2 separate regions of the Homo sapiens genome follow, and region 1 is linked to region 2. A link is a contact called in ENCODE Hi-C or POLR2A ChIA-PET data. All regions are on one chromosome and are shown on one strand. The core of a region is the stretch at or near the end of the contact, and the rest is flanking DNA. Distances in the headings are between cores, read along the strand shown.

Evidence for each region. A loop is a pair of places that touch in the nucleus more often than their neighbours do. ChIA-PET counts read pairs that join two places held with the same protein, here RNA polymerase II (POLR2A). Pooled maps may share reads with other maps.
Region 1: a loop to region 2 is called in a map of endothelial cell of umbilical vein, with 6 times the contacts of the local background. The contact joins two enhancer-like sites. A Hi-C loop is called at or near these places in 2 of 168 maps with a recorded cell type or tissue (PC-3 and endothelial cell of umbilical vein) and 4 of 50 pooled maps. POLR2A ChIA-PET finds 5 or more read pairs at or near these places in 2 of 52 experiments (activated T-cell and naive thymus-derived CD4-positive, alpha-beta T cell).

What each region holds. Positions count from the first base shown.
Region 1 is chr7:106,610,466-106,617,239 of GRCh38, reverse strand. No RefSeq gene overlaps it. Among named protein-coding and RNA genes, the nearest start is that of CTB-30L5.1, 15 kb to the right of the region's middle. Within about 2 kb of position 5,184, at least 2 of the 41 ENCODE cell types and tissues checked have a DNase peak (open chromatin) inside an H3K27ac peak, as active enhancers do.
Region 2 is chr7:106,714,737-106,722,334 of GRCh38, reverse strand. No RefSeq gene overlaps it. Among named protein-coding and RNA genes, the nearest start is that of LINC02577, 56 kb to the left of the region's middle. RefSeq lists enhancers at 1,253-1,512, 3,032-4,231. Within about 2 kb of position 4,019, at least 9 of the 41 ENCODE cell types and tissues checked have a DNase peak (open chromatin) inside an H3K27ac peak, as active enhancers do.

The DNA of each region.
Region 1 (6,774 bases), core at 3,935-6,434, 110 kb after region 2:
AAATAACTATAATATCTTATGAATTCATATTGCAATATAGACCTGGGCAGCATTAACACTGGGCTATTTTAAACCCTCTTAATACCCTGAGAGTACCTAATAAATTTGTGAATTGAAATATGTTATTGAAGATGATGATATCCTGGACTAAATTATTTAATTCATTTATGAGTGTTATTATTTTCTGATTATAACAGTAATAGGTTTGTTGTAAAAAAAAAAAGTTGAAAAATAATTAAAAAATTAAAAATGCTTATAATTCAGCCACTTAGAGGTAAGCACTTTTATTACACTGTGGTATAATTCTCTGGGAAAAAGAAAGGATGTGTATATGCATGCATTTAAACAAAATTAGCTACACAGCTTTGACTCACTCCCACTTTTTTCATTTAGTGATATAGTGTAAGCATTTTCCTGAGTCATAAATGTTCTTCAGAGGTATGAATCTTAGATGTTAATTTCTTTAAACTCTATTGTTGGAGTTTTAGGTTATTTCCATCTTCTTGCTTCCATTAGATGCTAAGAATGGAATGAGCATTGTTTGGTGGAGAAAACAGGCTGAAGACAGGCAGGGAATGTGCAGGGGAGGATCTTGCATAGCCAAGCTTTGCAATGGCTTATACCTTGTTGTCAGTGTTTGCACCCTTCTCTGGCTCCTCTTCACCTTCTTTTTTTCCTCCCACCCTCTCCATACCTACCCATACCTCTTCCTCTTCCCCCTCTTCTTTTCCCCCTCCTCCTCCTCCCTCCTCTTCCTCTCTCTCCTTCTTCTCCATTCCAGCCACACTGACTTCCTTGCTATCAATACACCAGGTCCTTTTCTGCCCTCAGGAATTTTTGGCTCTGTCTGCCTGAATTACTTTTCTCTCCTGTCACAAGTGTCTCCTTCATGCCTTTACTTCCTTGAGGGGCTAAATAATTGTCCCCAGGTCAGATACCTAGAGGGTGAGTCCAGGTCTTCTGACTTTGATTCTTTAATTAGGAGATAGCCCAGGGCTGGGATAGCCTGGTGAGAGTAGGGAGTGGGCCTGTAGGCTGGTCCTCTGTCCAGCTCTTATTTGACAGCCCATGGTGGCTGATTCATCTCTGTATTTAAGACATTCTTCCAGTATCTCCCTCTAGAAGAGAAAATACACAGAACTGTACATGTAATATTCAGTGTCAGGCACGGCGCACAGGTTTTCACGCACCATCTCAGTAAACCCTCATGTTGACCTCTCATGTGGGAGTTCTTATTCCAGTTTCCAGATAAGGAAACTGAGAACTTAGAGAAGTGAAGTGACTTCCTCTCACAATGAGTGATGCTTAGATAACCATTTGGGAAAAGTAGTAACAAGATATACTTAAGATTTCTAGTTCTCAACCAGGCCCTATTCTCTGGGCAATTTTGAGATTGTTGTCTAACAATTTTGGTGTTTCTCCTTCTGAAAAATAGAGATGACAAATTTATGCACCTTGTCTTTGATAGGTTGCTGGGAGGACCAGCTCACTGACAGATTAAAGTTACCAAGTTGAAGTGATGAGCTTGAATCCTTCTGCAGTCACACGTTTGGCCTAGCAGAGGTGAGAGGTGGGATTTCAGATGACTTTGACACTCTCCATCAACTCCTTTCCCCAGATCTGGCCATTTGTTCTCATTTCATTCCCAATTCTTTCTCTTTGTTCTTTTTAAACCATATTTCCCATATGTCTGCTCATTCCCTGTAATTTCTCCTCATGTCTAGCAATTGTCATTTCCCATATGTCCACATAAAATCTACCATCTAAGAAGAAAAAAAATCAGAAAACAAAACCAGAGAAGTAAGACTCAACATTAAAATGTAATTTAGAGTTAACATTTCCTCTCAAAATACAGCAGTAGGGACTGGATTTATATTCCTGCTGGAAATAACTAAGAAAGTAGACAAAGTACATGAAACAATTGTTCTCAAGACAAGATGTCAGTCAATGAAGGACAATGATCTTTGCGAGATGGGAAATAAATGAAGAGATCCATAAAATTGCCCTAACTTACTGACTGAACAAAGTTTTCAGGCCACGGTACAGAGAGGAGGAAATGAGGCCGAGTTGAGGAGTTTCCCTAAATTGTGGGGATGGAGTCAGTAGTCCATGGAGGCTGCTATATTTAATATCTAATGTGTATTAGGAAACTAGCTGAGACCAAGGGAAGAAACACCCAAAAGGATTAGAGGAAACAATACCCAGGATCACACGGGGCCAGGAATAATCCCTGTTCTCAATAGCTGGTGTGGAAGACCTCATAATTCACATGCCATTTGGTAGAATGCTAAGGAGAGTTTTGCCACAGCAGTGAAGAAAAATTATCCCTTCACTAACTACTGCTCTGGTCTTGCCTAAAAAGGCTTAAAAACAAGCCTGAGAGGTTAAAACTATTTCCAAGGAATTTAACTGAATCCCTAAACAAAGTTCAAGAATATTTATGAGAATACAAAAATATCCAGCACCGTCTAAAGTAAAACTCACAATGTTTGGCATCCAATCAGAAATTACCAGGCATGCAAACAAACAGGAAAATACAACACATAATAAGGGGGAAAATCAGACAGTCAAAACTGACCCAGGAATTATGCAGATAATAGAATTAGTAGAGAACATTAAAATGGTTATTTTAACCATATTCCACATGTTCAAGAAGTTAGAGTGCAGATTGAGCATGTTAAGTAAAGACATGCAAGTTAAGAAATCCAAAATAAACTTCTAGAGATGAAAACTATAATGACTAAAATTAAAAATCTAGTCTAAGATTACTAGGTAGGATCAATGAGAGATTAGACATTTCAGAATAAAAGATTAGAGAACTTGAAGACATAGCAATGGAAACCATCTAAAACAAAACACATAGAGAAAAGAATGCTTCAAGTGTAATTGGATCCCCAAGGGGTGAGACAGGCAGAAAAAATAAATAAATAATGGACAAGAATTTTTAAAGTTGATGAAAATTTTAAATGTATAGATTTAATAAGCCCAGTGAACTGCAAACACAGGAAAACATGAGGAAAACTATGCTAAGTCACTTCATAATCATGTTGCTTAAATTTAAAAATAAAAAGGGAATCTTAAAAGAACCTGGAGAAAAATACACAAATAAAAGCAGATTTCTCAACAGAACTGATACAATCAAGAATGCAATGGAGAAACATCTTTCAAATATATTTAAAAATTTTTTTGTGACCCTGGATTAGGCAGATTTCCTAGTTACAACACCAAAAGCATGATTCATTACAAAAAAATTGGACATTCTCAAACTAAGAACTTTTACTTTTTGGAAGACTTTTTAAAGTATTAAATGATAACACACAGGCTGGGAGAAAATATTTGCAAATGACCTATATGACAAGGGGCTTGTATCCAGAACATAACTCTCAAAACTCAATTTTGTGAAGATAATCCAATTAAAAATGGCAAAAGATTTGAACAAACACATTACCAAAGAAGATATATGAACGGCAAATAAGTGCATAAAAAGCTGCTGAACATTATAAGGCCTTAGGGGAAATGCAAATAAAAACTACAATGACATAACAATACACATCTTTTAGAATGTTTAAAAGACTGACCTACTAAATGATGTGGTAACTGGAACTCTCATGCACTGTTAATGGGATTGTGAAAATGCAACTATTATGGAAAACAGTTAGGTATTTTTTTAAAAAAATTTAAGCATGCACCCCGTATGTGACCCAATCTACTCCCAGGTATTGTCACTAAAAAGATCAAAGCAGGCCGGGCGCGGTGGCTCATGCCTATAATCCTAGCACTTTGGGAGGCCGAGGCAGGCGGATTGTCTGACTTCAGGAGTTTGAGACCAGCCTGGGCAACATGGTAAAAGCTGTCTCTACTACAACACAAAAATTAGCCAGGCATGGCAGTGTGCACCTGTAGTCTCAGCTACTTGGGAAGGTGAGGCAGGAGAATTGCTTGAACCCTGGAGGCAGAGGTTGCAGTGAGCCAAAATCATACCACTGTACTCTAGCCTGGTGACAGAGCAAGGACTCCATCTCCAAAAAAAAAAAAAGATCAAAGCATTTGTCCATAAGAAGAATTTTACAGGAATGTCTACAGAAGCTTAATTTATACTAGGCAAAATGTGGGAACAATCCCAATGTGCATTCATATGTTAATAAGCAAAACAGTGATGAATTATTGATACATAAAACAAGGTGGCTAAAATTCAAAATAATTATTCTGAGTGAAAGAAGCCAGATTCCCCAAAAGAGAGAATGATATTCTAGAAAATGTGAGATAACCTATAGTGACAGGAAACAGACCAGTGATTGCCTAGGGCTGGGCATTGGGAGGTATAGGATGGAGGGATAACAAAGGACATTTTTAGAGGTGAAAGATATGTCCGTTACGTTGATATGGTGATGTTGACATGGGTATATGCATATATCAGAACTTATCAAATTGTGTACTTTAAATATGTACAGTGTCTTAGTCCATTTTATGCTGCTATAACAGAATGCCACAGACTGGGTAACTGATAATAAACAGAAAGTTATTTGGCTCATGGTTCTGGAGGCTGGGAAGTCCAAAAGCATTCAAAGATGCCAAAGAAGTCCAAAGGCATCCAGTGAGCGTTTTTGTGCTGCATCATCCCACTGAGAAAGGCAGAAGGGCAAAGAGCATACAGGAGAGCAAGAGGGGGCCAAACTCACTTTTATAAAAAGCTTACTCCCCAGGTAACAAACCTGCTCCTGGGTTAACAACATTAATCCATTCATGAGGGCAGATCACTCATGACCAATCACCTCTTATTAGGCCCCAGCTCCCAACACTGTTGCAGTGGAGATTAAGTTTCCCATACATGAGCTTTGGGGGACACATTCAAACCATAGCAAGCAGTTTATTGTATGTCAGTTATACCTCAATGAAGCTGTTTGTGTGTTTTTTAAAGTATGTGATCAGATATTCTGCCTGTCAACCTCCAGAACTACTATGGCATTGCTCAATTTTCAAAACTGATCCTCAGGCATCCACTGATTTTCCGAATCCCCAGTATTAATCCCATAAATTATACCTTTTCCTAAAAAATACATGCAATTGGGAGAAAGGGAAACACTCTGGCAGTTATGATACATAGCAATTAGAGAAATGTGTCATCGTTCTTGGAACTGTGGGATAGAGGCATAGTGTGTGTTTGCTTTAGGCAACTCTGAGCTGGCTGTGTCCCACGTGCCCTTTACCTTGTCCTTTCATTATTTGTTTCCCAGTTATCCTCTGCCTCTTCCAGCTATATAATGAGCAAAACTTGGTCTATTTTGATCACTTCTGCATTTACAGTAGAACAATAAACACCACATAGGAGGTGCTCATCAAATCTTTCTTAAACAAATGATTGAGATTTATTGCTCCTATATAGAGTGTATATCCAGATATTTGATAATGCTATTGGTAAAAGTTCCCCAAGCCATCATAATTTCACTGATTTCAAGACTCTCATTTTTAAACAATTTGTAGATTTTGTTAAAACAACCACAAGCTACCTAGCCCTAAAACTTTACTTTCTGTATCAGACAATGCCCCTATTTGTTCTTCATTCACACTCTTATGTAACCGAATGAGGAAGACTCTATAATACGTTTCTTGTTTAGGAAAGCCAAATTCTTAATTTTTTCACAGTCAAACAATGAAATCTGACCATGTGAAACTCTGCAGTGACGTGGCAACAGAGATAGAGAATTGATTCTTGTTTAGGAAAGCCAAGTTCTTAATTTTTTCACAGTCAGACAATGAAATCTGACCATGTGAAACTCTGCAGTGACGTGGCAACAGAGATAGAGAATTGATTGAGGTTAACCTCTCTGGGCTGATCCATGTAAGCTGCTTGGAGCATGAGCGCAGTTAAATGAAAATGGATTCACGAATATGCCTACTGCTTGCTCAAATAACAAAAAGTAAACACTTAAACAATAAGTCATTTTCCCAGAGAGTAGTTTTGTAAGAGAGATTGAGTAGAAAATTGATGAATTCTTCACTAGAGCCTTTCCTCCTGGAGAGACACAGCTCACCATCTTGGGGGTGTGGAACAGAAATATGAAACCTGGGCACTTGTTGAAAGGGAGGGTTGTCTTAGTAACAACATTCTCTAAATTGTGCCTTAAGCATTGACATGGTAATCAAAGCCAGTCATTTAGTAGTTATTATAAGTGGCTCAGAAGCTGACAATTTTTACATGCTTCAGCAACAATTTATGATATTTAATCATGTTCACTTTGTTCATGTTTACTTTGTGCATGAACACTGCCTTGGTAGCCATTTATTCCCCCTGAAAAATGGGTCCCATGTATTCCAGTGGACTTTCAAATCTAGCCTTCCTGAGGTGGGGAGTGGGCAAAAGGGCATTCCTTGATATCCATCTTTTATTTTATTGAATACTCAGGGACCTATCCTGTAAAAAGATTCAGACTTTTCTCAGTCTGTGTTCAGTTTGAATTGAAAGCCCACTGTCTGCAGTCAATTCAACTTAAGAAATTTGTTATATCTTCCAGGCATTGTGAGACATGTAACTGAAGAAAAATGGCTTCCCTAAGGTCATTTGTAATGGGTACAGTAGATTGACCCTCAAAATCAGTCTGCCTTCCTAATGATACCTCGTTTATTGGAAGGTCATGAAACCATTTAGCGGGTCAAGATCAGAGTGATTTAAAATAAAATAGAAACAATTTCCCAAAGCGTACCTATATAAAAACATCAGTTTGTGTACCTTAAATATATATTAATAGAATGCCTCTTTATCGATTATATTTCAAT
Region 2 (7,598 bases), core at 2,770-5,269:
TGAAGGCTGTTGGGTCGGCTACTTCCCCATTCTTCCTCCTGTGAACTTTTGTGGCAAATGAAGACCTAGTCATGTTCCCCTTCCACCATGCATGGATTTTGATGTAAAAGACATCTTGTTTGTGGGCCATGAGAGACATGATCATCCCTTAGGTTGGGAGTACCTCTCTCTTCCTCTCTATGGTTTCTGGAAATGCTTTAACAGTCTTGAGGAATTATCATAAAGGACGTATCCATTTTTCTCTTCATTCCTTTCTTGGTGCCTCCTCTTGTTTTCCTGCCAGATGGGGTCACTGTATATGTATGGCCTTAACTCTTGGTTCTTGCTCTCCTGCTACTTGCCTCAAAAATGGATAACGACTGGGACCTTTCTCATATCTTATCTCCAGTGTGGTAAATAGACTGGGCAGAGTGTCCCCTCTAGCTCCTCTGCCTGGCTGGGAATGCACATTCAATACAAGGGAAAGGCATTTTGACCTCAAGCCCAAACTATTTTCTTCATTCCAGCTTTACCATGAATAAAACTGATACTTTGATATCCATTGGTCACATGAGTCTGTTCTCAATTTGGAAGAAGCTGGAAGAAATGAGGTAGTGAATGACTAGGTTCTCCCAAATTCCAACAACCAGGAGGTGTTTGGGGAGATCCTAGGTACAAAAGTGAGGTTAATTCTTTTGATTTCCGTCATAGTGGTGAATGCCTGGCCATATCAGGTTGCACATAAAACAAACATACAAGGTGCGCATAAATCCATTTTAACAGACGAGGAAAACTCAGGCCCTAACAGATTACTTCACACTTAAGAGGAAGATAAACTTGAAATCAGTTTATCCTTCCCAGTCACTTTTTAACCCATTTCAAGCAAGCATCCTTCATAACCACTTCACTGAAATTGCTCTTGCCAAGGCCACCAAAGGACCTTGTTTTTGCTAACTCTATCAGATACTCTTTAGTCTCCAACATTTTTGACATCAGGGACTGGTTTCCCAGAAGACAATTCTTCCATGGGAAGGGGTGGGAGGTTGGGGGGGAATAGTTTTAGGACGAAACTGTTCCACCTCAGATCATCAGGCATTTGTTAGAGTCTCATAAGGTGAACACAACCCAGATCCCTCAAATGCACAGTTCACACTAGGGCCCTTGCTCCTATGAGCATCTAATGCCCCCTAAAATCTGAAGGAAGTGAGCTTAGGCAGTAATACAAGCAATGGGGAGCTGCTGTAAATACAGATCAAACTTTGCTCGATCGCCAGCCACTCACCTCCTGCTATGCGGCTCATTTCCTAACAGGCCATGGATGGGCCCCTGCTTTAGAAATTATCCAGCTGTTTAAACGCTCACTTCTTAGCAGCTTCTGACATTGACCTTTCTTCACTCCTTGCTTCTTCTGGTGCTGCTTTGTTCTTCTGCTTCCTTTCCACTGGCTTCCATGCTGTACACTCACTGTGGTGCTCACCTCTCTGGCCATACCTTCTTTGGTATGGCCAAACTTCTCACACTTTCAGTGTTCATGTTCCCCATTGTTCTGCTTTTGGTCTTCATGGTAGGTGATAGGGTCTGGCTCACTCACCACACGTTTCAGTTCAGCTTCCTTATAATATGTGGAAGGCAGAAAGCTCAACACACAAAGCCAAAGCAAAACAAAGCAAGCCATTCTTCAAATGTCCTAGAGTTCTGGGTATAATTTACCTTCTGACAATCAGACAGATACATTGTATGAGACTTAGATTTGCAGTTAATCTAGGAGGAGAGAGTCAAGGCACAGGGTCATATTTTTGCTGGTGGAGATTTTAGTGAACGTGATGTGGTTTGGAAGCAAGTAGTGTTAGTAATTTCTCACATGGCAGTTTGCTAATTTTACAGATCCCTGATCATTTTTAAGGCAGCAGCTCCTTCAGCTACCCAGTTCTGTAGTGTGGCTTTGGGAATTGTTTCTAGAACCTTAGAATGGAGTCTTTTTTTATTAGCTTTTTAAAGTAAGCCATTTAATATTCTGTAACAAACCCCTTTCCTCTTAAACCAGCTACAGTGGATTCTGTTCCTTGTAACTGAATACTGACAATACAGTACTGGTTAGTTTGGAGGTTTTTATGTTTTTCTTAAAAAAAATTCAATAGGCCATTGATGGGCAATATTACCCAGTACCACATATAAATGTCTTCTAATTGTATATCTGCAGACTAGGCAACTCTACTAAGCTCCAGATTTATATATCCAACTGCCTACTGGACATCTGTATCTGGTTGTCAAATAGTGTATCCAAAACTAAACTAGTATTTTCCCTTAATCTTTTATTTGCTTCCCATCCAGATATATGACCTAGAAATTGTATAGCTTTCCTATACTTTGTTGCCATCTTTCTCAACTTCCCGTCAGTTCCAAGACCTGGTGATTCTAGTTACTAAATATGCCTTGTGTCCAAACCCTTCTCTCTCTCTCTCTCTGCTACTAGTACCTTAGTTCTTATCTAGATTATTTGAACAGTTTTCTCTTGTTCTTCTCCTTTTCCTCATCCTTTTCCTTCTCTTCTTCTAGGTTTAAAAATATGTCTTGAAGATAAGCCTGTTTTTTGTTTTCACATGTTAACATGTCTAAAATTGGGATGCGTCTTATAATCAATGGTGTCTTGTACTTGCTTTCAGCCAAGAAGTTGTTCTAACATAGTGATTGTTATCTACTTGTACAAACTTGGTTTTTAGGACGATATGAGTAGACCACAGCAACTCCTTGATATTTTATTCAACAATCATTAAAGGGCCATTTGAGGAAGGAATATGGTCCTGATTCTTGTATAATAAACTTTTATTGACAATTTCTGGTAAACTCAAGATTTGAGAGCAGCAAAAGCTACAGAATGGGTGCCGGTAGCCTGGGAGGAAACCTCAAAGACAGTATTGGAGCACTTTTTGAATAGATACTACACATCACTAATACTCTGGATAGAACAGGGATCAATATCAGGTGATTTTAGGCTGTGGAGTGGTGAGATGCGGTGGAGGAACAATTTTTAAAGTGAGCAAAAAAGATCTTTTCTCTCAGAAATATTACATCTATCCACACCCAAAGTATATCTTTTTTCTTTTTTGAGATGCAGTCTCACTCTGTCACCCAGGCTGTAGTGCAGAGGTGCAATCTCGGCTCGCTGCAACCGCAGCCTCCCAGATTCAAGTGATTCTCCTGCCTCAGCCTCCTGAGTAGCTGGGATTACAGGCACTCGCCACCATGCCTGGCTAATATTTATATTTGTTGTAGAGACAGGATTTTGCCATGCTGCTCAGGCTGGTCTTGAACTCCTGAGCTCAAGTAATATGCCCATCTTGGCCTCCCAAAGTGCTGGGATTACAGGCATGAAAGATCCTTAAGACCTAAATTTTTATCTTGAGTTAGCCTTGGCTTCTGTTTATATGTGGTAAAAATTGTTTTTAAAGAATAATCTCAAGTATTCTGGAAGACAGGTATCTCCAAATTGATGAACATTTTTTTCTTCAAGAATTTTTCAGTAATGATGATTTTGTTTCCTTCATCTCCAGTAGGCAGTCATGGCAACTTGGTAACTTGAGTCACGTATCTGAAAAATGATAATGAAATGGTAGTATACCTTGCACAATAAAGACAGTGGCCATTAAATATTTTTAAATAATGCGAAAGTATTTATCACCAGTTGCCAGTAGTCATGCTCAGTAATTTCCTCCCTGGCTTTGCTCTGCCCAGATATCTTTAAAAGAATGCTGTAAATGTCACAACTCATTATGAAGCTGAACATATTACAGCATGAAAAAAACAAATGCTACTTTTCTAACCATAGTAAAAAGTTGTTTAATGCAATTCTTTTAAACATGTGCTTATCTTCTTTCATCTTCTACCCAGTTCTGCACCCTTCCCCCACACATGACTATTAACTAAGTCACAATGAATGCTCCCATTGCCTCCTACTCAGCTGAATCAACATTTCCGGAGGCTGTGACTAATAAAAGCCACAGCCCATGGTATGCTTGACTTTTGAAAATCCTGATTAGCTTTAAGGGCATAATTATGTGTACCTCTACTTATAGAATGAGGAAGTTGATTTGAGCTATGTCTCTAAATTACACTAAAAACTACAAAAATGAACTACAAAAATGACTTAATGAAGTCAGACTTCATTAAGATTATTAACTTATTTGGCTTTTAAAAAAATGTATTGACTGATTACTTAGGTATTCTGAGATCATCATGGTGTAAACTAAAGCATTTGGCTAATAGGATACTTAATGGTCCTTTGCTTTGCTATTCATGGCTCAAAATAAAGGGAAGTGTAGAAAAGGAAAGATCTAATCTCTGAAAGGCAATCTAACAGAAACTATATCTCTGAACATAATTTTGTTGGTTAATTACCATGGAGATAAATTAATCCAAGAAAAAGGAGAGTGCTTCATAACTCCAAAAACAAATGAGTCTCTTCCAGTAGTGTCACTGTGTATTTGTCGTTGAACTGTGAGTACACTTTTAATTTCTCCCAGAAAGAGGATCCACTAAGAAAAAGCAAATTGTGCATTACTTTGGGTGCTCCCCTTTGATTGACAGCTATGCCCATAAGGTAAACTTCCCTTGGCTTAGTGTCCACTCCTGTCCAATAAGCAGGGCAAGATCACTGGATACTGGCCACTCAGAGGAGACCATGGGCCTAGCAGAAATGATAGGTAGGATTAAATAATTTACTTTTCTTCTTCCAATCACAGCCAAGTGCTTTGAAAATGTAGTGTTCAATTTTCTGTCTTCAGTTTCCCATATCCCCTTAGATTCTCAGCTCCTTGTACTCTGCTTCTGTCCCCAACACTCAAGTGAACTTCTCAAAACAACTCTTACTGATGCCCTAATTGCCAAATACAGTAGACTGTTCTCTGTCCTTATGTTTCTTGAAGTTGTTTAAACAGTTGGCATAGTTGACAATCCTTAGATTTCTCTGGAGATTTCCCTTCTAATGCTTCAGTTACTTCTTAGCTTCTTTTCTCTTCCATTTTTTTCAACCTATTATCATTGGCTTCTTCTCCATAGCCTTTTACCATGCTACAGGTTCTACCACATTAAAGGAAAGTTCTTTCCCCTAAATTTGTAATTCTTCTTAGAGATCACCCTATATTTTTCCAACTTCATTATTAACCCCCCAAAATAATATAAACCATTCTCTGCACTTTATCATTGCTCATTTACTCTAAAGCTCTCCATAATGAGGCTTACATCCCATTAACCTAGTGAAGTGGCTTCTGCAAAGTCATTAAAGATTTTCTAACTATTTAAAATCCTCATGTTATTTAACTTCTCTTTCCAGCACTTGACTATATTGATCACTTCCTTCATAAAATTCTCCTCCTTGGTTTCCATTACATTGCTCTTTGCTGGCTCTCTTCTTGCCTTTCTGGACATTCTTTTTCAGGCTTTCCACCTGTTAAACACTGATGCTTCCCATCATCTTGGCCCTTTTCTCCTCACAGTCTAAGCAATCCTAGCATAAGCTCACTCGTTTTCATGGCTTTACCCACCCCACACATGCTGACGACCTGTATGTAGTCTACAGAAGTTGGTATCTTGTACTTTTGCTTCTGCTGTACAGTGTTGCCTTTGACTGAGGGTCTTCTGCCAGCTTTGGAGCACTTCTCTGGGAGAGATAGTGAAGGCAGCCCTCTTCATCAGTGCAGAATTTGCCCCAGGAACCCTTTTTTCTGCTCTCAAAGACCAAGACACTATGTTTATCTCCTCTCTCAACTCCCAGGGCCCCTTTGGAAATATAATTCTGGTGGTCCTATGAATTAAGCTTTGAAAACAAAATCCTTTTAACTGTTTTGTAAGGTAAACAAATACCAGACCTCCAGGACACACTGCTTGGTTTCTAGATATTCTACCCCTATTTCAAGTATAGCATGTCTGCCAGGCCCGAATGCTGGGTGCCATCTTGTGCTCCTCATCCTCCTCATTTCCTGTGTTGAGCCAAACCTGTAGATTTTATTGTCTAAATGTCCTTAAAAACCACTCTCTTGGCATGTCCTTGGTGGCATTGCCTCTATTCAAGCCCTACTTACCTCCTTCCCTTGCCGTTTCCTCCAGTATTCCTTCCTCCAATTTGTCTTCCACACTGTTGTTAGAGGGATCATTTAACTATAGATCTGGTTACATTTATGTCTTACTTATAAAATATTTTTATGGCTAGCTTTCCAGTGATTTTATGAGATGCTCAACCTTCTCAGTGTGTTGGGCAAGGCTTTTGATACTCCTCCTTGTGTTCTCTCTTGCCTTGTCTCTTGCTATCCTGTGCACCTACGATACATATTTTCTCTAGTTTCTGTGTCTACTTGTACATGTTGGTCTCTCTGTCTATAATGCCTCTTCCTCCATCTACCCTTTCCCACCTATTGCCTTCACCAACATCTACTCATCAGGGAAATGCAAATTAAAACCACAATGAGATACCATGACATATCTATCAGAACGGCTAAAATTACAAAGACATACAATAGCAAGTGTTGGCCAGGATGTGGAATAGTTAGAACTCTCATACATTGCAGGTAAGAAAATATATTGGCTCAAATACTTTGGAAAGCTGTTACCTATGAAAGCTAAACACATTTAAAATCATTTCAGAATCATCAGATCCTGTTAGAAGCAGTGGGCTCCAAATCCATGTTCTCCTAGCATTTTACTATGGCATTATCACACTTGCTTATTTTCTTATTTGTTTTTCTCAATAGACTGTGGCATCTTTCAGAAGCAAGAGCTGGTTTTTTTGTTTTTTTAATTATACATTAAGTTCTAGAGTACATGTACACAACGTGCAGGAGGTTTGTTACATATGTATACATGTGCCATATTGGTTTGCTGTACCCATTAACTCATCATTTACATTAAGTCTTTCTTCTAATGCTATCCCTCCCCTATACCCCCACCCTATGACAAGCCCCGGTGTGTGATGTTCCCCATGCTGTGTCCAAGTGTTCGCATTGTTCAATTCCCACCGATGAGTGAGAACATGTGGTGTTTGGTTTTCTGTCCTTGTGATAATTTCCTCAGAATGATGGTTTCCAGCTTCGTCCATGTCCCTACAAAGGACATGAACTCATCCTTTTTTATGGTTGCATAGTATTCCATGGTGTATACATGCCACATTTTCTTAATCCAGTGTGTCATTGATGGACATTTGGGTTGGTTCCAAGTCTTTGCTATTGTGAGTAGTGCCTCAATAAACATACATGTTCATGTGTCTTTATAGTAGCATGATTTATAATCCTTTGGACATATACCAAGTAATGGGATCACTGGGTCAAATGGTACTTCTAGTTCTAGATCCTTGAGGAATCGCCACACTGTCTTCCACAATGATTGAACTAGTTTACACTCCCACTGACAGTGTAAAAGCATTCCTATTTCTCCACATCCTCTCCAGCACCAGTTGTTTACTGATTTTTTATGACCGCCATTCTAACTAGTGTGAGATGGAATCTCATTGTGGTTTTGATTTGCATTTCTCTGATGACTAGTGATGATGAGCATTTTTTCATATGTCTGTTGGCTGCATAAATGTCTTCTTTTGAAAAGTGTCTGTTCATATCCTTTGCCCACTTTTTGAT